Regions from separate parts of the Homo sapiens genome. Here regions 1 and 3 are each linked to region 2. A link is a loop called in an ENCODE intact Hi-C map of the cell type or tissue named here. Cell type or tissue: natural killer cell. All regions are shown on one strand. Links, peaks and the distances in the headings refer to the core of each region. The heading gives the core; the rest is flanking DNA. Region 1 overlaps QTMAN (queuosine-tRNA mannosyltransferase). Region 2 overlaps QTMAN (queuosine-tRNA mannosyltransferase). Region 3 overlaps QTMAN (queuosine-tRNA mannosyltransferase).

Region 1 (11,275 bases), core at 1,391-9,390, 140 kb before region 2:
TGCAGGCTAAAACATTGAATGCCAACCCTCCAGATATTTTCATGTTCAACCTTGATTTCCTAATGTGATTTAGATATATTTTTCAACACCGAGTGCATGATACAATTAAGCCCAATGTTCCTAAAAGTAGCCAATAGTAGAAACATGAACCATCCTTCACTCTGTGCATTTAGGAGCACAGAGGAAACTGGTTCTGAACGTCTTCATAAGTTGGGACTATGATACCGGGCTCACCTCAAAGGTGAAGTAGTCCTGATGCAAACAGAAAGGCCTAAGATCCACTAGACAAGAGTTGCCTACAAAACTCAAGAAGTATAGTTAGGTCACAGCTACTTAGTTTTCCACATTTATTGAAAGGGCTAAATTTTAATAAATAAGGGTCTCAGTGCTGTTTCTGCAACTTGCATACAGGTTTCCTGGATAAAACTCCTAAGATGGACTTAGTACTTAAGTTTCCTGTGAAGAAGGTCTTTGTTTCTACCAAGTTCTTAAGAATAATTTTAAAGCAAGAAGAATAATGTCATATGGAATTTTGTAGTTTGTTGTTGTAAAGGTGTATCCCTATGTTTCTTTGGGAAAATAATTTCTTTTACTGTTCTCATTCACAAGAACTGTAACATTCCCAGTGTTTGGCTAGTGGAGCATGAAGTTAGGAACATTACTCAGTAGATGTATTCCAATGAAGATGAAAACATACAGTGGAACAAACAGAAAAAACAGGTAATCTTAAGGCCACAGATAAATGACCATACCTAAGTCAGAATTCCTTAAGGGAAGCCAAAAATGCACTGAACGCTCACTGTTTGTTTCATTTTTTCTTTACTTTTTTTTTCCTCTTCAGTTAAAAGATACGCAATTTGATTGATGGTATTTTTTCCACATTGGTGACATTTTAAATGGAAACCAAGATTTTTTGGGAGTGGTTGTAATAGCTCGATGAAATCTTTCACATGTGCCAAAATGTTTCATTAATGTAAGTCAGCCAAATAATCTTCTTGCTTTGTAAAAATATTTCTCCTTTAAAAAATGCTTTCTGAACTGTTAAAAAAAATTAGAGTATTCAGAGTTTAGCTACCAATATATGTGTATTATACTTACTAACACTTTTTCCCTATTTCCTCAAACAGTAAAGATGGTATTTTTGATGAAGCTAAATAGGAAGTTCTCAAAATTTTTGTGTCAAATAATTACAATTTTAAATCCAATAATTTTAAGTTTGATCAAGTTGATGTGTTTCACATTTTTAAAAAACTGCTTGTACCTTTGATAAGGGCCAGGTGGCTGCTGCCTTTAAGTTTGTTGTATTTAGGTCCCATTGGCCAATGACTAGTATGGATTCTCTTTTAGTCCGTATATTGGTTTTCCTAGTTAAAGTGAGGAGGTAGTTCATGTATGAAGTGTTTGATCAGTGATAGCAAATGTATGATAAAGTAGAAAAATTGTCTTTCATTCAACAGAAAATAACATATTTATCATTAAAACAGAAAACTATAGTGATGTACTGGAGGTGACAAATGGGGGAACTTAAACTAAATTAAAGGGAAATTTCCATAACAGATTCACTAGTAATACTGATTTAATAACCATTTCCTGTCATGAGCTATATTTATCATATACCACCTCTCTGACATGACATTGTATTTAATGTTTTTGAGACCCATGTTTTAATCAGATTAAACTCAAGGAAACAGATAGGTATCTGTTTGGCTCTAAGCTTTAGCTTCTGTTTCTTATTTAGTCACAAGACTATTACTGCTGGAATCTTTATAAACACATTTGCTGGGACTGCAACAGGAGTCCAGCTTATGTTGTGAAGTCAGAAAAATATGTGCCAGTGGTTTTCATGATCTATGCACACAGTGCATTACAGAATTATTTAATAAATTAAAGACAACTAATGCAAAATGTGTTCCTTTCCCCCACGGGATTAAGCATCTAAAAATACAATTTAGTTTTAGATTCAAATACTAGTTTTTTAGGAACTAAGTAACCAAGAAAAATGTTCAAAGAAAAGTTGGTACAATATTATTCATTATTCAAATGTATTTACATAAAACTAAGATCACTAATAAGCTCAATGTTCTTAAAACTAATTTAACTGGTAAGAAATAATAATTTTAATAACTTGGCCAGGCATGGTGTCTCATGCCTGTAATCTCAGCACTTTGAAATACTGAGGTGTGTGAATCACTTTGAGCCCAGGAGTTCGAGAACCTGGGCAACATGGTGAAACTTCATCTCCGCTAAAAATACAAAAATGAGCTGGGTGTGGTGGTGCATGCCTGTAGTGTCAGCTTCTTGGGAGGCTGAGGAAGGAGGATCAGTTGAGCCCGGGAGATGGAGGCCGCAGTGAGCTTAGATCATGCCACTGCACTCTAGCCTGGGCAACAGAGTGACACCCTATCTCAAAAATAAAAATCAATCAATAAATAAAAAATAACTTATGTGACAGTTATGACATTACATTATTTAAAATGCAACATTCTAATAGCATTAGTGAACATATCCAATTAAACACATGAAGAGCTCTGTGGGTCAAATATGCCCTCCTTCAAATTCAGACTCTGAAAAAAGCGCTCTGTGGCCCAAGATCTCCCATGGCAGATAAGCTAGCAACAACCCAAAAGTGCCAAACTTAGCATTATGTAAGGGTTAAGTCATACATTAAAATTCAATAAATGTTAAAAGTGGAAACTAGGAAATAAAAGAGAATAAAAAAAAAGTAAAAACTGGCCTTTAACATTTCAGTCCACAGCACAATGAAAAATATTCTCAGACTTAAATTGACTACATGGTACATTCAACATGCAAAACCATTTTAGTGTAGATATAATAATACATAGTTTTTTAATCCATATAAATTGTCTACCTTTTCTTAAAATAGATAATTATAGAACAATTTCCTCAGTAGGTATGTGTGACTTAAAAGCTTCCTCTTTAGAATACCTTAGAAGTGGACGGGCATTGTGGCTCAAGCCTGTAATCCCAGCACTTTGGGAGGCCGAAGTGTGTGGATCATCTGAGGTCAAGAGTACAAGACCAGCCTGGCCAACATGGTGAAACTCTGTCTCTACTAAAAATACAAAAGAAATTAGTCAGGCATGGCGGTGCACATCTGTAATCCCACCTACTTGGGAGGCTGAGGCAGGAGAATCACTTGAACCAGGGAGGCGGAGTTTGCAGTGAGCCAAGATCGCACCATTGCACTCCAGGCTGGACAACACAGTGAGACTCCGTCTCAAAAAAAAAAAAAAAAAAAAAGGAATACCTTAAAAGTGCTGCAGGGCATGCCTGATAGGCACTGATTAGTTAGTAGGCTGTAATCAGGTGAACTAGTACTAAAGACTATTGAGTAGCATCCACAGCAAGTTATCAGGTACATTATATATATATATTATATATATAATATATATATTATATATATAATATATATATATTATATATATATTTTATATATAATATATATATATTATATATATATTTTATATATATATATATTATATATATATATAAAATATGAGAAAAGAGAATATTCTTCAATTGTCCATACATAAGAACAGGAAATATTTGAAACAATTATTAAGCAATACTTTAAAAGATTTCTATAGAAGGTTTTCTTGTAAGCATTATAATATCATATCTGAGTCTAAGAAGCCTAAGAAAAATTAGTCCCTCTTATTAGTGAGATTCATTTTAATATTTCTGAGTTTAGATATAGTTTCAGCCTACACTCTTTTTGGTTAATATTGATACAATATTTTATTAACAATTTAGAGGTTGGGTTTCAGGTGAGCAGAATAAATACACTATGTTTATAAGCATAAGATATACTTTTAAACCAACTTTTAAAATTTCACTGGATCTTTCAACATTTGTTTGAAATCCTTACAAGATATTCATCTATTTGTGGCATCATATAGGTCTGTCTCCCCATCTGTCTATGTTTTTCATGAAGACTAGTATCTGGTACATGTTTTTTTTCCTTCTCCACTTTAGTAGCTATTCATTGGCCCACTACTATGCCATTTCTGTAATACTTGTCCAACAGTTTTCATCAATCATTTTTTAATAAAATACAAGCTTTCTTTTACAGGACAAGGGGACATGTAATCAATGTATTTAATTTAATTCTGACTAAATTTCATTCTATATGGCTAGAAATTTAATGTCATCAAAATCTATTATTGTCACAATAAATAATCACATTAAAGCATCATACTAAAATCTATAGGGCTGAATTTTTTAAGAGCAACATATACACGGTTATTCATCTAGCCTTTTAGTCTTATCTTCCCAAATGTAACTTTCTTACATTACATGGCCAGATTTGTTAAGGAATTCACATCCTGCATGTGCGGACATCTTGAAGAATCCTTTTTTAACAGGATATCCTAACAACACCTCCCCACCCCCAACCAACTTGGTAGCCTGACTCTAGCACACACTCATCTGGTTTGACTAAAATCATTGCATTACTTGGCAGTGGTTTCCTCATACGTGGCGCTTAGAGCTCATTGAAGCTCAAACAGTACAGGAAATGCAAATCATGCAAACCACCCTCATGATGGCTACGTACAGTGGCGTGATTGAGCGGCAATACGCACGGCTCGTGGGCTGACCACATGAAAGGAGACATTTAAAGACCAGATGAGCAAAAGCTGGGATAAGTTAGAGAGTATGTGTGAGCTTCAAAGCTGGGAGAATAGCATCCTTATTTAAAATAGGAGTTTTTTATTATTTTTTTTTATTAATAACACCTGCCTAAGTTCTTTACACTGAGGGAAGTACATGGAGGTAGAGCAAGTCAAACATGCACTATACTGAATATAAGTGGGCCAATCCTTCTTTTTTTAATAGCCAGGTATGGCAGAAGAGTGGAATACTTTCCATCTATTTTTTTCACAAGATTTTCTACAAGTGTTAACAATTATGAGAAATATTTTCTTTTAGAGAGCTTAAAAGAAAGATAATCTAGCAAATGCTACAATATTTGCTCATAATTCCTTAAGTGTCAGTTTCATTGCCACGTTAATAAAATTAGTTCCTCCAACAAAAAAATAAGGAGCTATAATGCTTAGGAATTCTTCAACAAAAGGCTTAGAAACAATATGGAATTTTCTATTAAAAGAATATTTGAACACGGTTAATACAGTAATGAGAGTGGAAAAATGGCTATAGGAAGTATTTCTTTTCCTTTTTGGAAATGATTTTTTTTAGATGCTTCCAATTTACTACCAATTACAGAAGGGACTAAATATAATAAATTAACCAAAAAAATCATTCAATTTTATGTTTCCTTAGCACTTAAAATTATTTTCCAAAGCCCTTTAAGTATCTGTTATTTCATTTGCATACAGGGATGAGGGCATCAGGAATTCTATTAAAGCACTGGCTCCCTATATAGGTATAACTCCATATACCTATATAGTTAGAAGCTTAAATAAGTAAATTTTAAAAATAAGAGTTTAAATAAAGGAGGGAAAAGTCTAATGCTCTAGATGAGGAATCAGAAAACCTAACCGTAAATAGCTATATGATACGGGACTTACCACTCTGAAACTTAGCTTTTTCAACTGTAAAAAAGGTGCTATTACCAAACTCTTACCATCTTTCCTGACCACTTCTTAATTTGAAAGATCAAATGATACGGTATGTGAGAAAATTACACAGTGCTATACAAACAGAAAAAATATTGCACTATTTATGAGGCACTCACATTGTGCCAGCCACTATGTCAGGCTCCAAAAATATATTATCTCATTTGGATTAACTTCACCTTCACAATAATACTGTAAGGTAGGTATTATTAGTCCCATTTTAAAAGACAAGAAAACTGAAGCTCAGAAAAGTTAAGCAATTTCTCCAAAACCTTATAGCTACTAAATGGCAACACTGAGGGTAACTACATTAGGCCATACAAGGATCTGTTCTCCTATGTTTCACAGTCATCTACTGTGGGTCTGCATAACTCTTAGTTAGTTATGATTTTAACAGCAACTCAATGCTACCCTCTAAGAAGTAGATTTCAGTAATGCAGAGGTTCTCTAACGTTCCATTGGACGCACCAGCTGGAAAGCTGATGCACTTGTTATTTTGAATTGGCCCATATTAATTCATCAACGTCTACTTCTTCCTTAATTTATCCTAAATATAGGCAAAGATTACCATGTTTGATAACCAGAAAGAGTACTAGTAACCATAATCTTCTTTGAAGTCTCGAGAGCTACTGCCTTGAAATTTTAAACAAGGGCTGGTTAAGAATTTCTGACGAGATGCAACAGGACTTTCTGAGTGACAACTGTCTTCCTTTCCAAGCCAAGGAAGGCAATTGGATGTACAGCCACTAGCAAGCAGGAGTTAGCTGTTTTCTGTTTTGTTTTTAGATAGCTTGTAAAAGTCTGTAGGAGAAAAGAAGTTAGATTATTTTTAAACAAAATAAAACAAAAATCAATGAGCAGAAATTGCTTAAATTTGTCAAAAAGGAAAGCTATAGACATAGGAAAGATAGTTTGTAGAAAAGATTATAAAGTCGTACACAAATGGCAGGCAGGCAATGTATGTTTGCCTGTATAATAACAGAGCAACTGGCAAATGAAGAAAAGTCAGTGCAGAAGCTACCCAACAGGATGATTCAGATCAGTTGAGACATGGTATTCATTTACAGCTAGACAGTCCATCAGGTAACTGAAGCCAGGACAATGCCCAGAAGAGTATGGGTCAATATATCTACTAGGAATACTGAGTTTCTCCTTCTGCCTTCATCTCTTGAAAGATATCAAGGATCCTATTAGAGGTACACACCTTAATCCATCTATAGGAAGTCTGAGGTAGGAATATTATGCTACAATCTGAAGGTCAGAGATTTGAAAGCCATTAGTTACATCATGCCCTGTTTTATAAGAGAAACAGATATAAAAATCAGGCACTGAAGAGCCACAAGTTCAAAGATTTCAGAGATTATGTTGTAGAGGGTGGAAGTCCCTCCCTGTAAATTAGATTTGCATTCTGAGGAGGAAGTAATAATGTAGACTGGAAATAAATATGCAAACTAATGGGTTTTTTAAAATTTGAAATTTCCAGGTAAGACAAAACTAATACATAGATGTATGTGGGTTTTATTTTCGTTTTGTTTTGGATAAGAGTTCATTCCTCTTCAAATTCTCCATGACAATTCTCAACAGTCCCACTGTCACACTTTCTAGCTGAAAAACAAAGCAGAATCTGCTTGATGATTGAGCCTGTTTCTATTTGCCTTCAGTGGTAAGAGAAAAATATTATTAATTTAGTCATCCTTTACTTTTGTGTTTAAATTATTTCAAATTCTTTCAGTATTTATTTTCAAACCTGTTATTGATTTTCTTCAGTGTCCTCTAGGTAATATCAAATTTGCCACATTAGGTTCATGTTATAGAATTCAATACCAAACACTCAAAATCCACCCAGAAATGTCATCACCTAACTCTCCTTTTCAGTAACTCACTTAACCTCTCAAGACCTCCCTTTCCTCAGCTGCAAAATGACAGCAGTTTGATTAGAATAACTCTAAAGCCATAACTGTGTTAATATTTGTCATGTCATCTTAGTGTCAGGTATTAATATCTTAAGATGCTTAATCTTAATAAGAAAAAACAAAGTGACATCACAGAAAATATTATATAATAGCAGACAAATAACACCTTATTCATACTACTCTGTGGACAATCATCTACGTGATTATTGTCAAGTCACTGATACCACTTTGTGGTTGTCTTGTCTGTTTTTTGTTGCTGTAACAGAATACCTGAGACTGAATAATTTTTAAAGAACAGAAGTTTATTTAGCTCATGGTTCTGCAAGCTAGAAAATATAAGGGCATGGCCCTGGCTTCTGGTGACATAACATGGCTGAGGTCAAAGAAGAATCAGACACGAGTGAAGAAATAAAACCGAAGAAGCATCCTGGCCTTTTAACAACCTGCTCTTTCCAAAACTAATTCATTTCCACAGGAACTAATCCAGTCTTGCGAGAGCCAGAACTCACTTACTCCAATATGGCACCAAGCTACTCATGAGCCATCCAGCCCCATGACCTAAACACCTCCCACTGAGGCCCACTTTCCACGCTACCACATTGGGGATCTAATTTCAACATGAGTTTTGATGGGTACAAACTCAAACCCTAACAATTGCCTTATTGACAAACTGAAGATAAAATATCTTACAGCGTCTTCTGGTTTCAGAATTAATGACTATTTTACAGCTTATTATTTATACATGATGATACCAGACAGAGTCCTTTATTTAACGGTAACAACAAAAACTGAAGGCACAGAAAATGACAGGCATATTACACTGAATTCTGGGATGATGATGATGTAGTGGGTTGAAATGTATCCCCCAAAAAGATACATGCAAGTCCTAACCCATAGTACCTGTGAATGTGACCCCATTCAAAATGTCTGTGCTGATTTAATCAAATTTAGATGAGGTCATGCTAGATTAGTGTGGGCCCTAAATCCAATGATGTTTTTCCTTATAAAAAAGGACACACACACACAGAGGAAGGTCATGTGACAACAGAGGTAGAGACTGGAGTGATGCAGCTTACAAGCCAAAAAGAATGTCAAGGATTTGGAGGAGCCACAAGAAGCCAGAAAGAGGCAAGGAAGGATTCATCCCTAGAGCCTCAGAGGGAGTGTGGCCCTGCTGGCCCTGATATTGGACTTCTGGCCTCAGAACTGTGAGAGAATAAATTCTGGTGTTACAGCACCCTTAGGAAACTAATACAGATGGTCAAATCAGTGCAAGAAGAGATAGCCAGGCAAATAAAAAAATTATTAGAAGAACTCCAAGAAATATGTTCTCTTAGTGAAACTAAAAGACAAGTAGCACCAATTTTTTTTTTTAATTTAAGCTTTCACAACATTGAAAAGTAGTGCCTTTGAACGGGATAAAACACAGACTACATCTTAACCATCTACCACTAATTTCCCCTTTGAAAATAGAGAAACCAACTGACTTTTGAACATATCAGTTTCTTTTCCTAAAAAGTGAGATTTAACAAACTAATCAGCCATGCAAGAGTGCAAAGAAAATTAATGACATTATGCTGAGTCCTTTTGCAATCGGATGGATGGATGGATGGATGGATGGATGGATGGATGGATGGACTGATGGAAGGATGGATGGATGGATGGGTGATGGACATTTTAGTGATAGGTAAGGCATGGATAGGGATTGAGAATTATAAAACTTTCTGACACTTCAAAAAAATAATTATATCTTGTCTCTGTCGCACCTAGAGACCAAAGCATGATCAACTATCTCAAAAATAAATTTCATCTGAATATTTAAATCCCTCAAATAATGAGAAAAATAAGTATAAAATAGCATTCTTTTAAAAATATTTTTAGCTCTGATTAAAAAATAATGAAAATTACTAATATAAAACAACAATCTGTCCAATTAGTGTTTTCTTTAATTAGCAAGAACATTTAACCTCTTCAATAAGCTTCTATGTGGACAAAATGTTTCATACTACTATAATTATCCCTTCAAAGTAGCAAAACAAGAGGAAAGGAAATAGCCGGCAAGTAAAACAAAACAAACAGAATTATTAGTTATATTTATACTTACAATCTACAACTGGTGAAGGTAAAATGAAACAGATAATACTATTATTTGTACTAGGCCCAGACTGTACACTTTAGACAATATTCTCAACCTTGGATGCACATTAGAAAGACCTGCAGGGTACATATATGTGTGTATGCATACATATATGCATTTTGAGACAAGGTCTGGATATGTTGCCCAGGCTGGTCTAGACTCCTGAGCTCAAGCAATCCCCTAGTCTGAGCCTCCCAAGTAACTGGGATTACAAGTGTGCACCACTGTGCCCCACTTATGCAGAGTATTTAAATATAAATACTGATGCCCAAGGCCCTCCTGCAGGGCAGGGCTATCCCCTAAGGCAGTACACAGGGTTTGCTCTGTGCCATTCAGTGGCCACCATTCACTCAATACAGTGCAATCTGTAAGATGGAAGAATAACAACTAAGTGACTACAGAGCATTAAAGATATTGAGCCACTAAAAGAACACTGATTAATAATTTCTCAAATAAGCAGCACCATACTTCAGCTCTGGGCAATTGGTCGCTTTTATTGAGCAACCGTTGCCTACAGGACATTATAAGTATGTTCTGTTCCCTGGGAGACTGCCTTCTCTTTTCTTTTTCTTTTTTTTTTCTCTGAGACAGAGTTTCACTCTGTCACCGAGGCTGCTGGAGTCCAGCGGTGCGATCTCGGCTCCCTGCAACCTCCGCCTCCCGGGTTCAAGCAATTCTCCCGCCTCAGCCTCCCAAGTAGCTGGGATTACAGGCACTCGCCACCAGGTCTGGCTAATTTTTTTGTATTTTTAGTAGAGATGGGGTTTCACCATGTTGGCCATGCTGGTCATGAACTCCTGACCTCAGGTGATCCACCCAACTCAGCCTCCCAAAGTGCTGGGATTACAGGTGTGAGCCACCATGCCTGGCCACCTTCTCTTTTCTTCACTGCATAATAGGGTCTTATTATTCATTTAGTATTTTATAGTAAATGTATTTTAACATTGGATATACTTCATAACATTAAGGAATTACTTGGGGTTTTATCAGGGTGGTAATGATATTACAATTATGTTTTATTTTTAAAGAAATTTTATCTTTTATTGGTATTCAATATAATATATAGAGCCATGAATGGAATGTCTAGAATTTGCTTCAATCTAATCTGGGGTGGAAAACAACTAGGCAGAGTTCTGATAAATCAAGATTGGCTATTTATTTACACTTGTTAAAAGGTAAAAAGGTTCATTATCTGTTCCCTCTATTTTGTATATGGTTAAAGTTTCCCATAATGTCCTTGCTCACTCGTTCAAATCACAACAGGAAACTTGATGTACCTCCAATAAGCAAGTTATATTAACCAGAAAATAAAAAAATATACTTACAATGGATAGGACTATCCTGAGGAAAGGACCAGGTAGTCATGCTTTAACTATGTGAATAAGAATTTATTTATTAGAAAAATAACTGGCTGTCACTGAAATCTTTTGATAACTGAATCAAGGTGATATCTAAAATGCTTTTACTCATGAAAATTGCTGGGAGATGGCTGAAGCAAAGGAAACCAAGTGCCTTTTATAACATATCAAACAACAACAAAAAAGGGGACTTTATCTTAGCTGGGATTATACAATAAGTCTCTAATAATCACTGATGCCTAAATAACAATTCGGTAAAATCGATATCAT
Region 2 (11,275 bases), core at 1,434-9,433:
GGACTCTCAACCAAATAAAACATCAATTTGGTTCAGAGAATACTTTGATGTTCCAATTTCTTCTGATTCAATACTTCTAAAAAACAAAAATACATAGGTTTATTTTCAGTTCATACCTGCTTGCCAAATCATTTTAAGTGAATTTAATTTAGTTGATAGGTCTAAAAATATTAATTTATGAATTCAACTGTTCTATGGACACTAACACCATACAGTGTGACTCTTTACTATTGAAGAGTCCACTGAAAAGGATGTTTTCCTAGAAAATTCTGAGTATAATAGCTTTTTGCAAATAGAAACATTTTAAATACTCTAGATGAAGGCAAAATTTCAAGAATCCTCCAGGCAAACACTTCCACATGAAAATCATAGTCCTGAAATTAACCCTTTTAGTCAACAGATGTTTTTCTTTACTGTATTTCCCTTACAGTGAGATAACCCAATACTAAAAGGTGATAACTATATGAGTTTCATAGATATAAGATCTTTAAAGCTTGATTACCAAAGGAATTACATTATGGAATGATAATATAATACACATTCCCCAAGTAAAGCTCAAATTTACTTCAACCACACCAACCAATACCACCAAAATTTTTTTTCATTTATATATATATATATTTTTAGTCCTGAAGTCCTTGGAATCATAGTAGGGCTTGGTGCCATACTGGTGTCACACTCTGCCAGTCATCCAAAGAATATGCCACACTTCTTTTTCAACTCCTTTGTCTACCAGTGCATCACTGGACCCAGCAGGCGGCTCACCCAGACAATTTCAGTAACGGATTTTGGCTCTCTGTGCATAATAGATGGCAATCCTTAGGAAGTATCCAGTTTGTCTCATAGCTGAGAGATTTGAACCTGCTGCAGATGTCACATATAAATTCTTGGATGGATTTTTATCATCAGTGTCACCTATAAAATAAGACAGTGTCACCAACAGCATCGTCCTATAAAACATCTATTTCAGCACTGCTAAGCTTTCAGCATCATGACTGATAGTAATTTATTTGCCTGAAAAGGGTCAACAAACTATTGCCTGGGCACTAAAATCCGGCATGCAACCTGTTCTTGTATATCTATGATCTAAGAATGGGTTTATATTTGTAAATGGTTGAAAAACCAGATTTTTTAAGAAGACTAATATTTTGTGACATGTGAAGATTATATGAAGCTAAATTTCCACTTCCATAAATAAGGCTTTATTGGAACATGGCTATATTCTTTCATTTAGGTATGCTTCTACAGCTACTTTCAGGCTATAGTGGCCAACTTGAGTAGGTGCAACAGAGTCCATAGGGTCCATAAAGACTAAAATAGTTACTGCCTGGTCCTTCCAAGGAGAAGTTTGCAAACCCCTGGCCTAAATTATTTTTTTGGTGAGTAGGTAACATGATACCTAGTGTATGTCACATGAAGAACCTAAGTGGAAAGACTATAATGTTTCCCTGTCTTACTTCTATCCATTCAACTAACAAGTATTTGTTTGGCCAGACCTGTTACTACAATGCAGACAGCTCTAGTCACTTTGGTCTCCCTTTTGGCTCAGTTTTGCCTCAATCCAAGGGGTTAATATTGACTTTGGGCAGGAAGAGGACAAGGAGCTCACCTTCAGGTCAAATTCCAGTTCTCCAACTTTGGCCTGCTCCATGTCCCCAAACTCTCCTGGTTCTGAATTTCTGCTTTATATCAACCATTCTCTGTAATGGACTTCCTGTACTAGACATCAGTCTAGTCTGGCAGTATTTCCTGCCAAAGACATGTGGGCAAGGGGCTGAGTCACGGCATTCTTTGAACTATGCCAGCTGATCATCAGTTCTATGCCTGCTCTAACAGCCATCCTGCATGGTGGATTTGTTTTGGGCACCTTGTGAACAGTCTGCATATTCCAACACTCCTCTTGGCTTCCACTGTTCCTCCTGGTTATGATTGCCCCTGAAGTTCATCACTTTCATTTTACATTGAAACTTCTGGCCAAAGACTTGTTCAACATTCCCAACTGGCCTGTCTTTTTGTTATTTGAGTTCAGTTCATATAACAAGAGACCAAGAAAATTTTATCTATATAGATGGATTTCCCAACTTAGAAACACCCAACTTAAAACATCTCTTATGTTTTAGCATCTGCTCCAAAAGAGAATATATCACCCCCCACAACCAAGTAGTATCCAGAATATCCGTTTTTTCCCTCCAACACTGCTAGTTGGCCCAAAGTTTCTATACTTGCTTCATCTGAAAGCGTTACCTATCACCCACCACCCACGTGGGATGCCCAAGATATCTGTGTCTCTTGAGCATTGCTTCAAAACGCCTCTCTTGCTGTCACTAAAGCTTTAACAACCCTGTTTCTGTTGTGAGGGAAAAAGAAGAGTTTCCTGCCACTGCTGGACTGCAATGGAGGAATGTGTTTGGCTAGATTTCTAGAAGTCAAAAGTATAATTCCACACAAAAAGATGTTAATTAGTCCATAATGAGGCTGAAACACTCATACTATTAATGGCACTACAGAACCCATCTGTAATTCATATTACATTGTTGCAGATAGTTAATTCACAAACGCAGTCATAAATTGTAGATTGACGGTACTAGAAAATAGCTTTAAAAATGTCAGGACGGATTAGCGTATGGACTTCAAAGAAAATTGGTTTATTATTTGTTTATTTGATTAAGAGACAGAGTCTCACTCTGTCACCCAGGCTGAATACAGCAGCACAATCATAGCTCACTGCAGCCTCAAATTCCTGGGCTCAAGAAATCCTCCCACTTCAACCTCCCAAGTAGCTGGGACTACAGGTGTACACTACCACACCGGGCTAATTTTTTTTTTAAATTTTTTGTAGAGATGGGGTCTGGCTATGTTGACCAGGCTGGACTCGAATTCCTGGGCTTAAGCAATCCTCCTGCCTCTTCTGTAAAGTGAGAGTCACTACAACCCTGAAGTAATCTGCCATGGTGAACAGCTCCAAAACCACAGGTATACCTCACAACCAATAGAGTGGTATCAAGTGTGAACAGGCTGACAAGAATGACCATTAACTGTATCTCAATTTGGTATGGCAACCACATAGGTAGCATCCATTTTAAAAACAAAAACCTTCTTACCCTCTGAATATTTGGAAAATGTCACAGTAGTCCACTGATACATTCTTATAACCAGAAAAAGAAACTAGAGGCATGTTAAGTCCATATTCCAAAGGAATACCCAAATGATTAAAACTTCAGAACTTTGTTCATTTGATGAATCTGGCCTTCTTTCCTTAAAGAAAGAGTTTTCAATCTCTTTAGTCAGGACCACTTTGTGTTCTTAAAAATTAGTGAATACTCCCAAGAGCTTTTGTTTATGTGGCTTGTAATGATCAACATTCACCGTATTAGAAATTAAATGAGAAAAAGTTTAAGTATTTATCAATTTATTTTAAAAACTTAGTAAGATAACATATGTAATAAGACAATACATTTTAGGAAAACAAAATGTTTTCAAAACAGAAAAAAGCTTTCAAAAACAAAAAAGCTTTGTGTGAAAATTATGTTGTTATAAAAGCTTTGCAAATTTCTTTCATGCCTAGCTTAATAGAAAACAGCTGGATTCTCATATTGGTGTCTACATTCAATCTGTTGTGCTATGTTGTTTTGATTGAGCAACATGAAAAAAAAAATGGCCTCACACAAATATGTAGTGAAACGGAAGCACATGTATTAATAGCCCATTCAGATAATTGTAGATGTTCTTTTTTGATACTACACCAAAACTTGACAAGTAGGAGTTTCTTAAGGGTTAGTCGAAATATGGAATCTCATATATATGAACTCTTTGTATTCTGTTACTTGCTTTTTGAAAAGATCTTTCACCCATAATTTTGTAACACTGGTCCCTTTGAAAATATTGGCTCACTGAGTTATACAGATATTACAAATCTTGACACAATTCATCATATAATAGCAAAAACTCACATTCATAAAAATCACCACCCATCATCTCATCAGGAAAATCTTTTAAGTACTGGGAAGCTGACAATAGCACAGCAGGTAACACAAGCTTTCTAAAATTTTAATTTTCACTTGAAAGTTTGAATTTTATCATTGGCAACAAACTGTCAGTTGTTTTCCTTGAAGTGACAGGCTCACTTTGTTCATTTTCAAGAAAATGACTGCCAAATTTCTAAGTCTAAATAGTCACAGTTTGGTATTCATTCTTTCAAGTAAAAATGATGCTTCATGCAAAATTTGGCTAGTTTCACTAGCAACTCAAAAAGAAAAATCACATATGGATTTTTCCTCTAGACAGGCAATGTACTCTGGATATGCAGCAGAAATGCTTTTTGCACATTTCGTATCTCATCACAGCAAATATTAAAACAAAGTATGCTTAAGGGTCAAAATTTAATCAATTAGCAATTGTTATCACTTCTTCAAGGACATTCTTAAGTGAAAGTGGCTTTTTCTTTTTTTCTGTGAATGCACAGCTGTGAAGAATACCATGATTACTAGGTACAGTTGGGTCTTACTGCCATTTAATTTCTAGAATGCTTAGTTTCATCGATCATTGCTTTTACAACAGCAGGGCAAATGTCAAAGCAGTAGAAAAGGCAAAAAGTTAGCGTTACTATGATAATGGTTTTTACCTCATGGACACTCCTGAAAGGGTCTCAGTGATCCCTAGGGATTTGTACGCCACAATTTGTGAACTGTTATCTTAAGGAAACACTAAAAGCTATGAATAAGTCACCATCCCCAAATCCACAGTGAATATCCCCCATATAATAAATATACTAAATATGTGTATGAATTCTTGAACTCAAAAATTGGTCTAATTTGTTTATATAACAACAGCAATTAATATTTAGTGAGCACTTACATGTATTATCTCATTTAATCCTCACCCTAAACCTATTAGTTAGCTGTATACTTATGCTACAGATAAGGAAACCTGTGATGAAGAAAGGTGAAGTTACTTGTCCAAGGTCACAACAGCAACTATCAGTATTTATTGGGTTCAGGCATAACCAAGCATTTTGCATACCTTCCTCTTAAGTCTTCACAACCACCTTTTTATTGTCCTTATTACCCTTTATTGTTCTTTACATCTCTATTCTTTAAATCTTCATTAGTAGTTTTACAGACTAAAACTTTGAATCAAATAGGTAAAGTATCCTGCCCAAGGTTACCGAAGTGGAAAGTGATGAATCATCCAATACAAGTCTGTCTGACTACAGAATACAATACATACTCTGCCTTGCTATACCACGCAGGAGTGTATTATTTGTATATAAATAAACTGATAACTACAAGAGTCTTATACAGTTTTAAAGTCAATTGAGTAAGACCTCTATTTGGAAAGATTTTTACTAATTTGATTACCTCTGTCTTTAAATAGTACAAAACCTACTTCCTTTTAAAATGATATGCTCTAGATAGTTCATTAATTCACACCATTTGAATACGACAACAGATTAATACAACTAAGTTACTAAAAAAAAGATAACACTAAAAAAGACTAATCCCCCCCATCAGATAGGAGAAAACTGAAACTCGGAGCAGTTACTAACTCCCCGCAAAGGCTTGCTGCTCATAAATGGCCCAGAGTCAAAATCAATCTGGACTGACTGTGAAACCCAAAATCTGCAGTCACATTACCTGCATATATTTAAGAAGGCCTCAGGCAATGACCTAGGAATTGCTCACAAGGTCCGGACACAGAGCTTGCTGATATCATACCCACCTACCCAAGGTAATCAAGATATGAATCACCTTGTATCTTAAAGACCAAGAGGTGAAAAGGAAGCTGGTGCACACTGAAAATAAAGAGCCATGTTTTCAGGTGCTTTGAGTAAAGAAAAAAGTAAATTCACTTATAAGGTGTCAGTACACATCTCTGTGGCTGAGACATGCTTGCTTCCATTTAAAAAAAAAAAAAAAGCCTAGAAGACAAACGTCATCACACCTAACAGGCTCTCCACAGATTATACAATAGCTTTCAGATGCCAGGAGCCCAGGAATGCTGCAAACCTTAGTAATTTGCAGCAGATAATCATTCTCCTAAAACTCTAATCAATCCATAAAATTTTCATTTCAAGTTAGGATCTATAAAGGCTAGGCATCATGCCCCAACCCTTTGTTTCTATTTTAAGGGCCTACACTACAAGATAGCTGCTTAATATTTAAACCCAAAGGAGGACAGAGAAGGAATCACGGTTCATCTACCTCAATCCCATATCTTTTATAACCTGCTGTAACTCAACTTTTAGGAATTATAAACATCTTGAGATTGGACAGAGGAGTGTGGCTTTAATTTCAAACAACTTGTATTCTTAAGGAGTCACACACACTTTTGACAGGAAGGTGACAAAATGGAAGGCTGTGGTGTACCACCTAAAACAGCAGGCAGTGCAGGGGAGAGATGAGCAATTATACTCGTCACAGAATACCACACTCTGGATTCCTGTGTAGCAAAGAAAAAACAAAACTATAGAGCAACTTTGCCTCCCCCATCAATGATTCCTAACATGACCTAAAAGAATCACAATCTCGTAAGCAGCTAACAGATATATAGAAAAAGAAAAAAGGAAAAAAAAAAAATCAAGATTGAGGTCATGTACCTTGACATGCATCATTTACACCAAAGATTCCCCCACTTATCTGAATTAATTTCATGTACCTCATTTCATTCAGATAATTGAAGTTTTCCTTTTAGAGTTGTAAAGTGTTTACCTCAACATAATTAGTAAACTGTCCACTTAAAAATACCACTGCAAAAATTACCACCCCCTCGCCTCTACACATATACACACACTCCACTACCATTAAAAGTATAAGATTTTGGCCTTCATGAGAAACTTAATTCAAAAGTCCTCTTTAAAAAATTAGCACAAGAAATTTTACAAAAACAGTTGCAGTCATTGCATTTTTAATACGGAGTGTTTGCATTACTTGTTACAGACATGGTAATTTGGGTGTTCAATACATGACTACTGTTCTGAAACCAAATTAAAGGTTTAGACTACTAAAGAGTTTGATGACTTGCCTCAAAACAATAACTGGGATTGTATAGAGAACAAAATCAGAGGTCTGTCTTCTTTATGAGCAGGCATTTAAAGGCCTTTTAATGAGAATTTACTCTTTAGTATACAATTACTAATGAACAAAAATAGGGCCATTAAACTCACTTCTTCATAATAAAACTAATTGTAAGAAATATATACATATTAATCAAATTCATGAAAAACTGAAATCTCCAATGCCTTACAAGGCAACATAGTGAAAATTATATAACTTTTCTTCTTAATTAAATGTCCTGTCAGGTGACTGATGCCATTTTTTACATGGATATGCCTACAATTTAAAATACACAGACTCAGCCAGGAACGGTGGCTCACGCCTGTAATCCCAGCACTTTGGGAGGGTGAGGCGGGCGGATCATGAGGTCAGTAGATTGAGACCATCCTGGCTAACACGGTGAAACCCCGTCTCTACTAAAACTACAAAAAATAAGCCGGGCATGGTGGTGGGTGCCTGTAGTCCCAGCTACTCGGGAGGCTGAGGCAGGAGAATGGCGTGAACCCGGGAGGTGGAGCTTGCAGTGAGCCGAGATTGCGCCACTGCACTCCAGCCTGGGCAACAGAGTGAGACTCCATCTCAAAAAAAAAAAAAAAAAAAAACACAGACTCTCCAGTACTAACGATGGCAATGAAACGTCTAAGCTTCTTGAATTAATTTTAAACTTCTATATGAACACTGGCTTCCCACACTGATAACAGAACTTATTGTTGGGAGAAATTTATATCTAATCTATATGTATCACCTGCTATATGTACTGAGTGCTAAGGACACCTCCAGGGAACTGGACAGATTCAGTTCCAACCCTGGGGTACACATGATCTAGATGTAAAGACAGATAATGACCTTGCTTGAGGAATGTGTAATAGATACCTGTGATGTTATTTTATATATACCACACAGAGAGAGAGCAAGATGAGAGAGAGAGGAAGATTCCATGCATGGTTCCTGGCTCATAACTACCACAGCCCTTGATCCAGTCTTTTGCTACGACGTGGGTGTGTTAGGCCTCAGGGAAAGCCTCTGACCTTCTCCTGCCCCAAGACAGACACGCCCTGCCCCCAACCCACAGAGGATCCCATTCTATACCCTGGAGGAAGGAATGCTGTCATAAAGTTTTCACAAAAACCCAAAAGAACTGAGTTCAGAGAGCTTCCAGGTAACTGAACACATGGAGGTTCCTGGAGAGAGATGCACTCAGAGATCACATGGAAGGTCTGCACCCCTTCCCCCATACCCCACCCCACACGTCTCTTCATCTGTTTGCCTTTGCAATATCCATTATAATAAACAAGTAAATGTGTTTCCCTGAGTTCTGTCACTCCAGCAAATTAATAGAACCTAAACACGGGGTGGTGAGAACCCCAATACCTGAACAAATGAAAGCTCAAAACTAAGAGAAGAAAAAGGCAGAAAATTAAACACTTGAAAAATAACGAGCTACCATTGAACTGCATAAAAATCACCGATTTATGGGAGACATCCTTAAGTGTCTCCACTAAGAAAGCAAAGAATCCAACAGCTGGCTAGTCAGGAAAGGCGTTCTAACTCATGACTGGATGAATCCAGGGTGTCCTAGAGTCCCTCATGCAAATGAAAAGCTGACCCTCAAAAAAGTTCAAATTATAGCAGCCATGGAGCCTAGATCTCAGTATCTAAAGGGTCAATCTGGTGATGTGAGTCCAGAAAACAGTATCACAGGATCTTGGCTCTGCAAGACCCCAACCACCTACCTATGGATAAGAATAGGTCCCAGCCCCCTAAAGGTAGGGGAGATAGCAAGGAGAGGGAGATCAAGCTGTTAGGATGCCTAAACATGCTTAAGACAAGGTTCCAGTTCCACAAAGGACCTGGAATACAAAAATAAACCACCCAAGAAACATAAATTCTATGGACTATTTATAAGTTACTAAGAAAAGACTGTGGAATTGCTTCTCTGGTTATTTATTTATTTATTTATTTTGGAGATGGAGTCCCACTCTGTCACCCAGGCCGGCGTGCAGTGGTGCCATCTCGGCTCACTGCAACCTCCACCGCCCAGGTTCAAGCCATTCTCCTGCCTCAGCCTCCGAGTAGCTGGGAATGCAGGCACGTGCCACCATGCCCGGTTAATTTTTGTATTTTTAGTAGAGATGGGGTTTCACCATGTTGGCCATGTTGGTCTCGAACTCCTTACCTCAGGTGATCCACCAGTCTTGGCCTCCCAAAGTGCTGAGATTACAAGCATGAGCCACCACATCTGGCTCTGGTTATTTTTTAAACACTCAAAAAAAATTATCGTCTGTTTAAATGACTTGTGTGATCCTACACAGCATAGGGGAAAAGCACTAGATATTCTTACTAATTGTCTGATTCTATATCCTAACTCCATCTATAACTATTTTGAAATATTCTAGATGCCTCACACACACTTAGTTAAGGTGTTTGTCATTATTTCAAAACTCCTTATGAGAAAAGTGCTTTAAAAATGAAAATCTTGCAGGCAAACTGAGTACATCCAAAGGATATAGTGAGACAGCATACCTTTGTGAGCAATGGATGCTCAGGGCACCAGAATAATTCCAGATCCTTCCCGTTGTAGGTGACAGAGGTCTTAAAATATCTTCGGTCTGAATAGAAGAAACTGATCTGGCAGTGAGTAGGCCAGGCAGACTAGGACTGACATCAGAACCAGCAATTACAGATGTGAGCTGATTTGCTTCCTATAAATTAAACACCATCCTACTCTACCGTACAACTGCTTTCAGTAATATTAGTAGAAAGAAAAAAAAAGAAAGTAGTTCAAAGACGTCCCTATGAAAGCTATTACCTCTATGACTCTACATGTTCAACTAGGAATCAGCCTATGGAATTGGCTCTGCATCTGCTCAGCCCAAATTTTACTCCGGAGATTCAAAGAATGGAGTGTTGGTTTGTACTTCCAAGAGAAATACTTGAAAATTTTCCTCAGTTTTTTTTTAAAAAATAACCAGGCAGGGCACAGAGGCTCACGTTTATAATCCCAACACTTTGGGAAGCCAAGGCGGGCGATCGAGACCAGCTTGGCCAACATGGTGAAACCCCATCAGTACTAAAAACACAAAAAATATTACCTAGGCATGGTGGCGCATTCCTGTAATCCCAGCTACTCAGGAGGCTGAGGCAGGAAACCACTTGAACCAGAGAGGCGGAGGCTGCAGTGAGCTGCTATCACACCATTGCAATCCAGCCCGGGTGACAGAGTGTGACTCTGCCTCAAAAAAAAATAAAAATAAAAAACATGCTATTATTCTGATATTAAAAAAAAAAGAAGAGGTAAGAATATAAGTAAAAGAATACACAGTGTTCTTCATGTAATACCAACAAGAAGCATAACATATCAAATACAACCTAAAACTATTTAAAATATCATTTGGGACAATTTGCCAAGGTAGTCCAAACTCTGAAGTAAAGTTACGTTCCTTATAAAGGTCTATATGCTGAAAAACATATCCTTATAAAATAAAACCAAAATTGTAAAACGTGGCCTATGGTAACAGTCAGAGGGTCACTCAATTCAGGTTGTCACACTTTGCTCTCATGGAAACATTGTATTATTTTAGCTCACCTAAGGTGTTCTATTACTAAAATAATGTTCTTTCCCAATATCAGAGTGACTAACATAAGTTACAGAACAAAATTAGCAGTGTGAAGTTTCTTCTCCCAATTTTTCTAAAGTATCTGACACCTGCTACCTCTTTCAATATTGGAATTCAACCTAACAGCGTACCTGGTTCAACACAAAAAAGGAACTGAGTTAGTTCAAGTTTACTATATCATGATTCAGGACTTCCAGGCACTCTGCTACCTTCAAAAATTAGATTAAGCCCAACAAGATCATAAGCATTTAAAGAGTACCCACTACACATGATAACAGGTATACACAGATGAGTAGGACATAGCCGAACTTTCACGAAGCGCCTACCAGGAAAGTGCGCACAGGCCAACAAGTATTTACTAAATGTCTACACTAAACACTGTACTCTGGGATGTAAAAAATTCATCGCACCACAGCAAGAACTTCAGGACTCATGCACTTGAGGTCCACTTTGAAATGCGAGATTGGGCGTGCTGGAATTAGATTATTACATGTGATAGGATTTCCCTTCCTAAGTGATAGTCATGCATCACATGACATTTCAGTCAACAAAACATCGAATATACAACTGTGGTCCCATAAGATTATAATACCGTATTTTTACTGT
Region 3 (11,275 bases), core at 1,226-9,225, 110 kb before region 2:
TAAATATATGATTCAAACCAAATGGCATATAGCACATTAAAGAACAGTTCAAATACTTTGGCTGAGCTTGAGTTTTGTTTTAGAAAACTGCTTGAAACAAATAAGCATGAGGTTGAAAAAAGAAAAAGAAAAAAAAAACCACTTCACTGCTATGGTGGAATTTGCTAAAATATAAAGGGAATATACTAGTTGCCCATTTCAGCAATAGTCAAAGAAAGCTACAAGTGGTCACCTTGATACTACAGATGTTCAGAAGAAGCATGTAGGGTGAATACAGACATTTTTGCACCACTAGCAAAGGCTAATAAGGAGTGAGTACTTGGAAGCAGCAGTAATAGGGCCTCACTGTTGAAAGTGCTAACTCCAAACCAAGGACAGGGTTTCCTTTGTAGAAGGAGGCTGTGGTCAAGTGTTTGCTAGAAGATGGCAGAGAGCCAAATGTCTCCTATTGGTGCCTGAGTTTATGAACCTCTTAAAGCATTATCACAAGTACTACCAGAAACCTTAAATTATGAAACATTTAAACTGATCACGAATACCAGAATTAGGCTGGGTACGGTGGCTCACGCCTGTAATCCCAGCACGCTGGGAGGTTGAGGTAGGTGGATCACCTGAGGTCAGGAGTTCGAAACCAGATTGGCCAACACGGTGAAAGCCTGTCTCTATGAAAAATACAAAATTAGCCAGGCATGGTGAGGCATGCCCGTAATCCCAGCTACTTGGGAGGCTGAAGCAGGAGAATTGCTTGAACCTGGGAGGCAGAGGTTGCAGTGAGCCGAGATGACACCATTGCACTCCAGCCTGAGCAACAAGAGCAAAACTCCATCTCAAAACAACAACAAGAACAACAAAAACAACAACGAAAGAATACCCGAATTAGGGATGTGGCACTTTAAAAGGAAGAAACAACAAAAAACTTAGTTTGGAAAACAAATACCAAACAGAAAACCCATGTCCTTTCTGCATGGCGCTCAGAATAGTATTATATGACATTAAGAAAAGAGTAAATGGCCACTCCATGCTTGCTCCCTGAAAGAGCATATAAAATATTTCAGATAAATTTTAATCAATTTTTAAGTTTTTCTGCTTAAACAAGCTTCAGTTAAAGAAAAACTCACTTCTTCAGCACAATTTATTCCCCAATGACACCAGATGAATGAAAACCTACTATACTATTAAAGCTTTTTGAAAGTTTAATTCATTATCAATACTATGATTTAATGATACATGGTTAAATGCTAAACATCAAATTTGGCAATATAAAATAAGTCAAAGTGATAGCTGTGACATAGAAATTTCATACCACTTCAAATTCTATTTAAGATCACCAGAAGTCAAAATGATCTATTTAAAAATTGTCTACCTTTTCAAAAATGCATATTCATAATCGAAAGGGGATACAATGTGAAAATATCAATAGTATTTCATACAAACATTTTGACCAAAATGAAAAATCACCATTAGCATCATCCCAATTAAAAACTAATAATGCATTGATAAGATCACAGAGAACAAAAGTAGCCTGAAACCAACGCTATGAATATTTTTAAATTTTTATTAAAACTTTTTGTCACTGTACCTGCAATTATTTTAGACTTGACCCAATTTCTTTATTCCCTAAGCCATGATCATTTTCAAGGTGAACTACATTTTTGTCTACCTCCTTTAGCATTTAGAACTGCTGTGGTAGTTGAAATGTTTTTAACAGTATAGATATTAAAAATCTGCAATATGCCAGTGATTTACTGAAAAGTATATGCTAAATATTAAGTATATCATGTCAATTAAAAAAATAAATTTTAGTCACACTGAAACCTATAATTAGCTTTCATATATGACGTCAATTTAGTTACCTATAATATTCAAATCATTTTCCAACCAAACACCCAGTAATAATTTTAAATCAGAGGAATTGTTGTATTAATATATTCCATAGACACCTTTCTGTTATTAGTTAGTTGTAGGAAGGTATAGTTTCAGTGATGATGGTTTTAACGGTTTTGATCCCACACACATGAGAAATTGATTCCACAGGCTAATCCACATATGGCTTGATACCTTAAAACTTCAATCAATTGTTGAAAATATAGTTTTGATTTACCTATATGCAATATTTGGAAACTTAAGCTTGTTAAAGCAAAAAACAATGGGCTTAAACACTAAATGGTTTACTTTGGGGAAAGTGAAACTTGAGCGGTATTTCTCAGTAGGTCATCACAAGTTTACCTGGTATTTTCTTACTGACCCTTTCTCTTCCTTCCCTTCTGCACCTCCACCCACCAACACACCCAGGTTCTATATAAAAAGCAACCAACAACCCAGCAGAGTAAAATAGGGCAGGGGTGAGAAAAGTTAGTATTACCTTCCAGCCCACTCACTTATTTTAATGATTCATCACGGAAACCCCAAGTTGTTAAAATATACCTGAAATCTCATTAAATAGTAAAAATAAGCATGAAAAGATCTCTGCTTTAAAACATGTGACCAGTGATTCCCCTAACAGAATCTATTAAGAGTGTGAAGTAAAAATACATTTTGCTAAACAACTTTCCTCAAAGTAATGTACTACAATCAATTATCATATGGGAAAAAAGAGACAAGATAAATATATTCTACAAAAAAGTTATTTTTTTAAATTCTTCTATAAAAATCAGGCATAGCAAATTCATCTTAACCTCTAAAACCTGAATATAACCTCTAAAAACTGAAATATAATCTGGTATCAAATGCAAAGTAATAATTTTGCAGTCATAAAACTCTATGCACTGAAAATATTCTACATAAATTTAAACAAAGTTTGGCTAATAGAAATGAATCTGCTTCCGGAGCATTAGTCTGAACTGCAGATAACTAACACTTGATGGATACTGATCATTATTCCATTATTTGGTTAGGAGACATACAGTCTAATATTTATGTTGTAGTTGTGTACTACCATATGTACTTAAATAGCAACATTTCGCTTTAATTCTGGGTTCAAACTGACAAAGATGTGGTAAGCTAATAATGTATACCCCCCTCAATGCCATGGATATGCTAATCTCTTCCTCTGATTTTTGTGTCTTGTTGTAGAGACTAAGAACTGAGAATTCATGCATCGAAACCAAGATTTGGTAGGAAAACTCATACGCCATACTTTCTGTGAGAAAATTTAAAGCTATTTTCAAATGTGCTTTTCCAATTATATGAATTGCAATGATCTTTTAAATATATGCTCTTTGCAAAGTTAGCATCTTATATGTATTTGTGATAATTTAATTTTCCCTAAAAAACATTTCTTTTTTTGTTGGTTTGGAATTCAACTTTCTGCTTAAAAGTATCAGTCATGGCTGGGTGCACTGGCTCATGCCTGTAATCCTAGCACTTTGGGAGGCTGAGGTAGGAGAACTGCTTGAACCAAGGAGTTTGAAACCAGCCTGGGCTGTTGTGAGGCTCCATCTCTACAAAAAATTTTAAAAATTAGCTGAGTGTGGTAGTGTGTGCCTATAATGCTAGCTTCTCCAGAGGCTAAGGCAAGAGAATCACTTGAGCCCAGGAGTTTGAAGTTACAGTGAGCCATGATTGTGCTACTGTATTCCAGCCTGAGTGACAGAGTGAGGTCCTGTCTTTATTTTTTAAAAAAAAAAAAATATATATATATACACACACACACACACACACACACATATATATATATACACACACACACACATATATTAGTAACTTATTCCAGGACTTGAATTAGTAAAGTGTCTTGGTTAAAACTCCACAAGCATCAAATGCAAACTCAGCAAATAGTTACTGAGTACTTAGCATGTACTAAGCACGTCATGTACTTGTTTTCAAATATGCACAATTTCCACAAATAACTGGATAAGTATATATTAAAAGTTCAATATATTATTGTGAGGTTATATTCCACATTATATTAAAAAATTACAAGATTTTTCTTTCTGTGAGAAGCTGAGTGGTTTAATTCCACTGACAAAATATTAACCCTCTTTCAATTTTTTAATGCTATTAATTCCATGAATGATTTCAAACTATAAAAGCAGCAATGAATTCGTTCTACTGAATACTACAAATATTTTTAATTTGCCAACATTCACAAATGTGGCAGCATATTTATGAATCAATAGAAAGTTTTGCACTGGAATATCATCTCACCACTCATTTAAAGTATCGCATTGCCCTTTTAAGTAGGTCTCCATGCTACCATACAATCTTGTTCCCACCACACCATTCTCCTTAAGCTAATCACAAATAATCTTTCCAAAATGGAAATGTGACCATAAAATGACATGCTCAAAAACCTTAAATCACCTAAGGGTAAAATCCAAGGCCCAACACATGGCAATTAAGACTCATTTCCTGGCCCCTTCCTTTCTCTTCACTACAGCCACATTTGGCCTTCTCCCACTTCAATTCCTTTTCCCCAACTTCCCCAGACTCTACTTGGTAGCAATACCAAACACCCACACTCCCAGAGCTGTTTTAGACTCTTATAACTTCACACATTTATCTCACCTCCATCAGCCTTCTCTCTCTGTTCAACTAATGAACTTTTGTTAAAATTTCTGCTCATGAATCACCATTTCTATGAAGCCTTTCCCTGAACTCCTCCTAAATATGACTTCCTTTATACTCTGTATAGTAGAATTATACTTGTTTCACTGTAGTCACACGTTCTGCTTCTGCATGCAGCTGTGAAAATCTGAAAACTGGGAGCTATGCTATTATTTTCCTGAAAGTTGTCTCAGGACCTGACACACAGCAGACAAACTAGGTTTTTCTGGAGCTGAAGTGAAAATCAGGGGGACACAGGAAGTTGCTTTCTTCTGCCTTGAAAGTAACACTGGTTTCACTTAACACAGGTTCTCAGCAACAAGTGTCAGACAGCACTGTACTTGATACTAATGATTTCCTATTATTCCTGAAGTCTAAACTAAATCAAGCAGCAAGTATATCTGGACACATTTTATTATGTTCTCTTTCAAATACTGATTCTTTTTTATTGTTGACAGAAGCAGAATTTATGGGAAATAATAATTTTTTCCATATAGATATGTGTTTATTTTAACCTACCAATACAAGAGAAGTAACACCGATTAAAGAGATGGGAGAAACAGAATAAGCAATTGAATTCTAGGCCAAAGTGCATTTAATGGCCTAAGAGAATATTTGTAAATTTCATAAATTTTGAAAATCATCTGCAGTTTCTTATTCTGTTTGATCTATTATCATCCTAGTTTAATTTGAGAAGTGGAAGTAGGATAAGAAGCCAATTCCCTCACCATCAATCTAGAGAGCCCATTCCACATTTAGTAATTAGGCTTTTATTTAACAGAGAAGAAAAAAAGACATTTTTAAATACTTTCTGCCAACAATTATTCTTTTTATAAAAGTTTGACAAGATGAATAATGTATTTCCTTCTCAAAGATGGCTTTTCTCCAGAAGTCTTCCACCTTCTTGAAATGGGCTGTAAACCAGCTCAGTGGGAGAAAACTGGGCTCCCTGACCCATTCGGATACGAATGCCCAAGCAGAGAAGTCAAGGTGTGTTCAGAATAATAGGTGCAAGGAGTGCTGATACCATTGTTGAACCACTTTTCTTTTACAGAATACAAAATATAAAGAATATCGGCATCATAGAGTAAGTGACAGCAAGACTAAAATCCAGGTCTTCCAACTCCATATTCACATGGCATCCCATTATACTTCACTGCAGGCACAGGATACAATATAAGTTAAAAAAAACCCTCCATTTTCTAGTCTTTGAGTTTTAGGATTAAATAAAAATGTTTAATAATTATTAATATTTAAATGATATATATATAACACGGTATATGTTTTATATGCTTGTGGAATATAAATGTCACTATAAATTAATATATTAATTGCATACAATATTTAATAATGCCTCCTCACTTGTAAAACCAAGACATCAATAATATAAGTAACTGAATATCATATAGTGAAATACTTCAATTTTTTTGTTAGAATCTCTTGGGATTCCTCCCAGAGTCCAACATAATCATAACTCCTCTGAAGATATAACCCTTATTCTTTACCCCTCAGCACTGGACAGTCACCTTTTTGATAGAATAATAGGTCTTAAGAACTAGGACTGGAGGGGGAAAAAAAAACAATACTGAAGATTCACATGCCAATAAAGGTTTGGAGTAGAAGGTGAAGAAGTCAGCCACGTAGCCGCATTCAGTCTAGCTCAAAAATTTACTACTGTTACCATCAAGCAAAGTCAAGGTTCTCTTGACAAAACAATCTGTAGTATTTCTGTGTACTTATCACACGTAGGATATATTTATACAAGTAATTATTTAATGTCAATATCTCCACTGGACATTAAGTTCCACGGAGACACTTGACTAGGTCTGTTTTGCTTACCATTGTTATCTCTAGCACTCAGCAAACAGAAAGTGTTCAATAAATGTGTGTTGAGTCAATGAACCGTAAAACCCTTTAGCAATGGCCGTGACGATTTCTTCCTAATTCATTCAAGAGTTGTACTATTATCAGACATAAAAAATTACTTCTTCCTATCACTCATTACTATTTACTCTCATAGGCAGAATTTTATGTACAGATTGTATTACCATGTAAATATAATAGGTGGCATCTAATTCTATTTAAAATTTCACCCCTCAATCTAAGGAAAATTGTCTGCCCTGCTGAGGGATTTAGAAACTATGTTCCATGCCATGGCAAAGCATCTTCCCCAACCTGACTGGAGTCTACAAGAATGTTTAATTCAAAAATAATCATGTCTATGACCTGGAAGGAGTCCACTGGCTTAATCATTACACTGGCATTTTTTATTGGACAGAAACATTATCTTGCTACCCTACACTGGCTTCTATGCCAACATTTAACTCAGACTGAGTTTGTGCAGGGTAATTATAAATATACACACCAAATGAGTTTAAAATAAGATGACTAACATATTCTTAACTATACTGATTAAGAATACTCAAACATGTTTTAATAACTTAATCCATATTAACTACAAAAGTTATTGAGAAGTTTCCCTCCCCAAGTGGGAGACACATTTTCAGTTAATTTTGAAACAGAAATAGCAGTGTTACTCTAACATACAAATATTCTCAACGTCCTATTTGAAGTACAGTAACACAAGCAAACATGGGTGGCATTCCCTTGATGAGATGAAATAAATGTCACTGAGTATAAGGTACTGGATTTAGACTGGATTTAGTCACTTCTAATGAAAAATGAAAAGGCCATAATCTCACAATTCAATTTGATTTATCTATGAGGGAAAGTATCTAAAAAAAAAAAAAAAAAAAAAAGCAAAATCCTAGCATCTCAGGAGGTGAAAGAATATCAGGTAAACATTTGGGAGAAGAAAGAGGAATTTCCATAAGAGACTGAAGAACTAGAAATAGATATCCTTAAATGGATCAACCTTAGACACATTTGATGTTTTTAATATTCATTTTATATCAGTGAAAAATCACTTTGCAGTAACAGACCTTTTTTTTAATTCTTCTTCTTCTTTTGAGATGGAGTTTCACTCTTGTTGCCCAGGCTGGAGTGCAATGGCACCATCTCGGCTCACTGCAACCTCCACCTACTAGGTTCAAGTGATTCTGCTGCCTCACCCTCCCAAGTAGCTGGGATTGCAGGCACGCACCACCATGCTTGGCTAATTTTTGTGTTTTTAGTAGAGACGGGATTTCACCATGTTGGCCAGGCTGGTCTCGAACTCCTGACCTCAGGTGATCCACCCATCTCGGCCTCCCAAAGTGCTGGGATTACAGGCGTAAGCCACTGTGCCCGGCCTACAGTAACAGACTTTTTAAATAGTGTTAGGAAGTGTGAGGTGAAGCCAGTATTAGAAACTGTCCTTTAACATCCAAATCAACAAAACCATGTTTTAAAGCTGTATCAGACCAGGCACAATGGCTCATGCCTGTAATCCCAGCACTTTGGGAGGCCAAGGTAGGCGGATTGCTTGAGTCCAGGAGTTTGAGAGCAGCCTGGGCAACATAGCAAAACCCCCGTCTCTACAAAAATACAAATAATTAGCTGGGTGTGGTGGCACATGCCTGTTGTCCCAGCTACTTGGAAGGCTGAGGTAGGAGGATCTCTTGAGCCTGGGAGGTGGAGGTTGCAGTGAGCCGAAATCATGCCACTGCACTCCAGCCTGGGTGACAGAGTGAGACCCTGTCTCAGAAAAAATAAATTTACAATAAAATAAAAGCTGCATCAGTTAACATATTTATTGATACTGCTCTCATCTCCAACATTCTACATGAATACAGATAGGTATTCAAAGTATTCAGTAAAAGTACATTTTCTTCTATTTATTTTTTGAAGGAGTTCTTTTTCTAGTCACTATATATATTTTTAATAATCTTCTGATTTGCTAATAGTTTAAGACACGTGCTGACAGTTTACAAAGGCAACACCAGAAAAACTGGACAGAGTCTAGAGATCTTTAATGCTAAAGTTTAAAAAGCTCAGAAACCCAGTTTAGACCAGGGCTGAGTAAATCTGGGACTAATAGATGTGGTAATGAGAGCTGTATCACTATTTTTAAATATCACAAGAGGCATATTATTAGCTACCCACTATTATAAGAAAAAGAGTCAGTCTGTTAATAATAGATTGGGATTTTTTTTTAATCCTGAAGATATTTAGGATTGAAACTATTAAATAAAGAAAAGGTATACATAGACAACTGTGTATAATTTCTAGAAGGTCTACTATTGTCCAAAGTTTCTGCAGAGGAAGCACGGGCTTTCCCATATCAACAGCTTGAAGTTTCCTGACTGGAACAAGCACTGTGACTTTTATCTATTTAGTGGCCTTGCCTATCTCTTTATCAACTGGTTTTTCAAGGAGACATTCCAATGATACAAATATTTTGTCTAATGAAGCAGAGACCCTATAGCCAGAGTATTCCTTACAAACTACCCAAAGCTGCACACTGCATCCTCACCATCTCTTAAAGTAATTTCACACTTTGCAAACAGTGTTTTCAAACAGAGTAAAGTTACTTAGGAGTTAGTTAATTCCCCCTTGCATCTCTCTCCAGCACATATATACACCATATATGGGATCATTAGTCTGTCTACTGGATTAATCAGCATTCACAGTTAACAAACAGCCTGAATTATTTTAGAGAGAATTTATAACTCAAACTACTAAAACTAGGCATATAATATCCTCTATTTTCTATAATAGTTGTTGAATTGATCTTGATAGAATTGAAGTATCCTATTATCCTCTTGCATTACCCTTGTTCAATGTACCCACCTTGTTTCCAAACTTCACTTGCAAGAATTAAATTTAAAATATCAGATAAACCACATCATATTTTTTGGAGTAAATGCCTGCTGGGGTACAATGTGTTACCTCTCCCAGGAGTACTTGTATGTTACAAGAGAACAACAGGTGATAGTGAAATTTCAACCATCTGTACAGTAGATGCAAAGAATAGTTTGTGAATTAAAAAAGGACTGTTCTCATGTCTCCAAAATGTAGACTGAAAGCTGCTACCCAATCGACTAATACATATGGTTAGCTTTGCTTTAAAGTATTAGAATATTCTATCACTTTTCATCATAATACAAAAAGCTTGAAAACTATGCATATCTTTTGATTCAGCAATACCACTTTTAAGGATTAACCCTGGAAGTTACCAAAAATCTTTACTGCAGTCTTTCCCCCAATTAAAAACAATCAAAATATCCTACAAAAAGGGATCTCATGATTAAATGATTAATGATCAAAAAATATAATGAATATATATTGCCATGGGAAAATGTTTACACTATTGCATGACTGCATGAAATGAATATATAAAAACATATTATGAAATGAATATATCATAATACGAGAGAAAGAGTACATGCACACACGCAAACATAAATGATCATTTGAGGTAAAACTGGGAATCATTTTGTTTTCCTCTTTGTGCTTCATTTTATTCTTCAAGTTATCTTCATTGAATATGTTTCAACTTCAATTAAAAGAAGCTACAACATTTTTCTTAACTTTAGGGAAGGAGGCCAAATTGTTTGATATAACAAACTACTTCCCAATTACTGAAGGCGTCCTCCCTTCCAGGAGCTTGCAAGTGTTTTTCAAATTATTATAACTACTATTGCTATAAGGAAATTCATTTAAAAACTAATCGACAAGGGTTAAAACTAATAGTGCTATAGCGATTCAAAACAGCATCATTTAGTTTGCAAATACTGCTTGTTTAAGTAATATATGAACTAAAAGTAATTCTCAATCTTAAAATGTACTTGTTTATTAAATAGTTGTAAACTGATCAAAGTCTCTACTTACATATAAGGAATCTGAGGCTGTACTTTGACAGTATGTTAGAAACTAAAATAATTATTTTGGTACTTACAGTTTTGAAATGGAACATGAAGAAGTAAAATATAAACTCAAAGTTTTTTGTTTTTTTTTTGAGACGGAGTCTTGCTCTGTCACCCAGGCTGGAGTGCAGTGGCGTGATCTCGGCTCACTGCAAACTCCGCCTCCCGGGTTTACACCATTCTCCTGCCTCAGCCTCCCAAGTAGCTGGGACAACAGGCGCCCGCCACCACGCCCGGCTAATTTTTTGTATTTTTAGTAGAGACGAGGTTTCACCACGTCAGCCAGGATGGTCTCGATCTCCTGACCTCATGGTCCGCCTGCCTCGGCCTCCCAAAGTGCTGGGATTACAGGCATGAGCCACCACGCCCAACCTAAACTCAAAGTTTTAAACTTCAAGTAAAATGCCAAAATGTTATGCTTTGATAATTAGGTATGGGTCTTGAAATAAGGGGAAATATTTAATTAAGGTGAAGGAAATTGAAAAGGACTTCTAGTTGCACACTTAATTTCTGAAGTGTCTTGTATTAAGAAAGCTGGAGGCTGGGCGTGGTGGCTCACACCTGTAATCCCAGCACTTTGAGAGGCCGAGGCGGGCGGATCACAAGGTCAGGAGATCAAGACCATCTTGGCTAACACGGTGAAATCCCGTCCCTACTAAAAATACAAAAAAAATTAGCCAGGCATGGTGGCAGGCACCTGTAGTCCCAGCTGCTCGGGAGGCTGAGGCAGGAGAATGGAGTGAACCCAGGAGGCAGAGCTTGCAGTGAGCTGAGATGGCGCCACTGCATTCCAGCCTAGGCGACAGAGCGAGACTCTGTCACAGAAAAAAGAAAAGAAAGCTGGAAAATGTTATTGTATAATCATCCATATGTATTGCACATGTTAAAAAACGGAGCGAGGACTGATTGGATAGTCAACTAAA

The links. Peaks named below come from ENCODE experiments on the same cell type or tissue, not always from the same donor. Only the 100,000 strongest peaks of a DNase experiment are listed, where the experiment ranks them.
Region 1: it touches region 2 in a loop (7-fold over the local background); 10 of 110 quality-filtered maps call a loop at or near these places.
Region 3: a loop joins it to region 2, with 2.2 times the contacts of the local background. A loop is called at or near these places in 2 of 110 quality-filtered maps.

The regions. Positions count from the first base shown.
Region 1 is chr2:144,179,404-144,190,678 of GRCh38, forward strand. The region is part of intron 4 of QTMAN (queuosine-tRNA mannosyltransferase); the gene reads right to left. Among named protein-coding and RNA genes, the nearest start is that of QTMAN, 150 kb to the right of the region's middle. In natural killer cell, for the core only: no CTCF peak of the experiment used is centred there; a DNase peak (open chromatin) is centred at 4,548; H3K4me3 peaks cover 526 bases; H3K27ac peaks cover 1,147 bases.
Region 2 is chr2:144,318,954-144,330,228 of GRCh38, forward strand. The region is part of intron 1 of QTMAN (queuosine-tRNA mannosyltransferase); the gene reads right to left. Among named protein-coding and RNA genes, the nearest start is that of QTMAN, 7.9 kb to the right of the region's middle. RefSeq lists a silencer at 5,100-5,149. In natural killer cell, for the core only: no CTCF peak of the experiment used is centred there; DNase peaks (open chromatin) are centred at 1,778, 5,168, 5,938 and 6,378; H3K27ac peaks cover 2,158 bases.
Region 3 is chr2:144,211,634-144,222,908 of GRCh38, forward strand. All of the region lies in intron 2 of QTMAN (queuosine-tRNA mannosyltransferase), which reads right to left. Among named protein-coding and RNA genes, the nearest start is that of QTMAN, 120 kb to the right of the region's middle. In natural killer cell, for the core only: no CTCF peak of the experiment used is centred there; a DNase peak (open chromatin) is centred at 4,828; H3K27ac peaks cover 853 bases.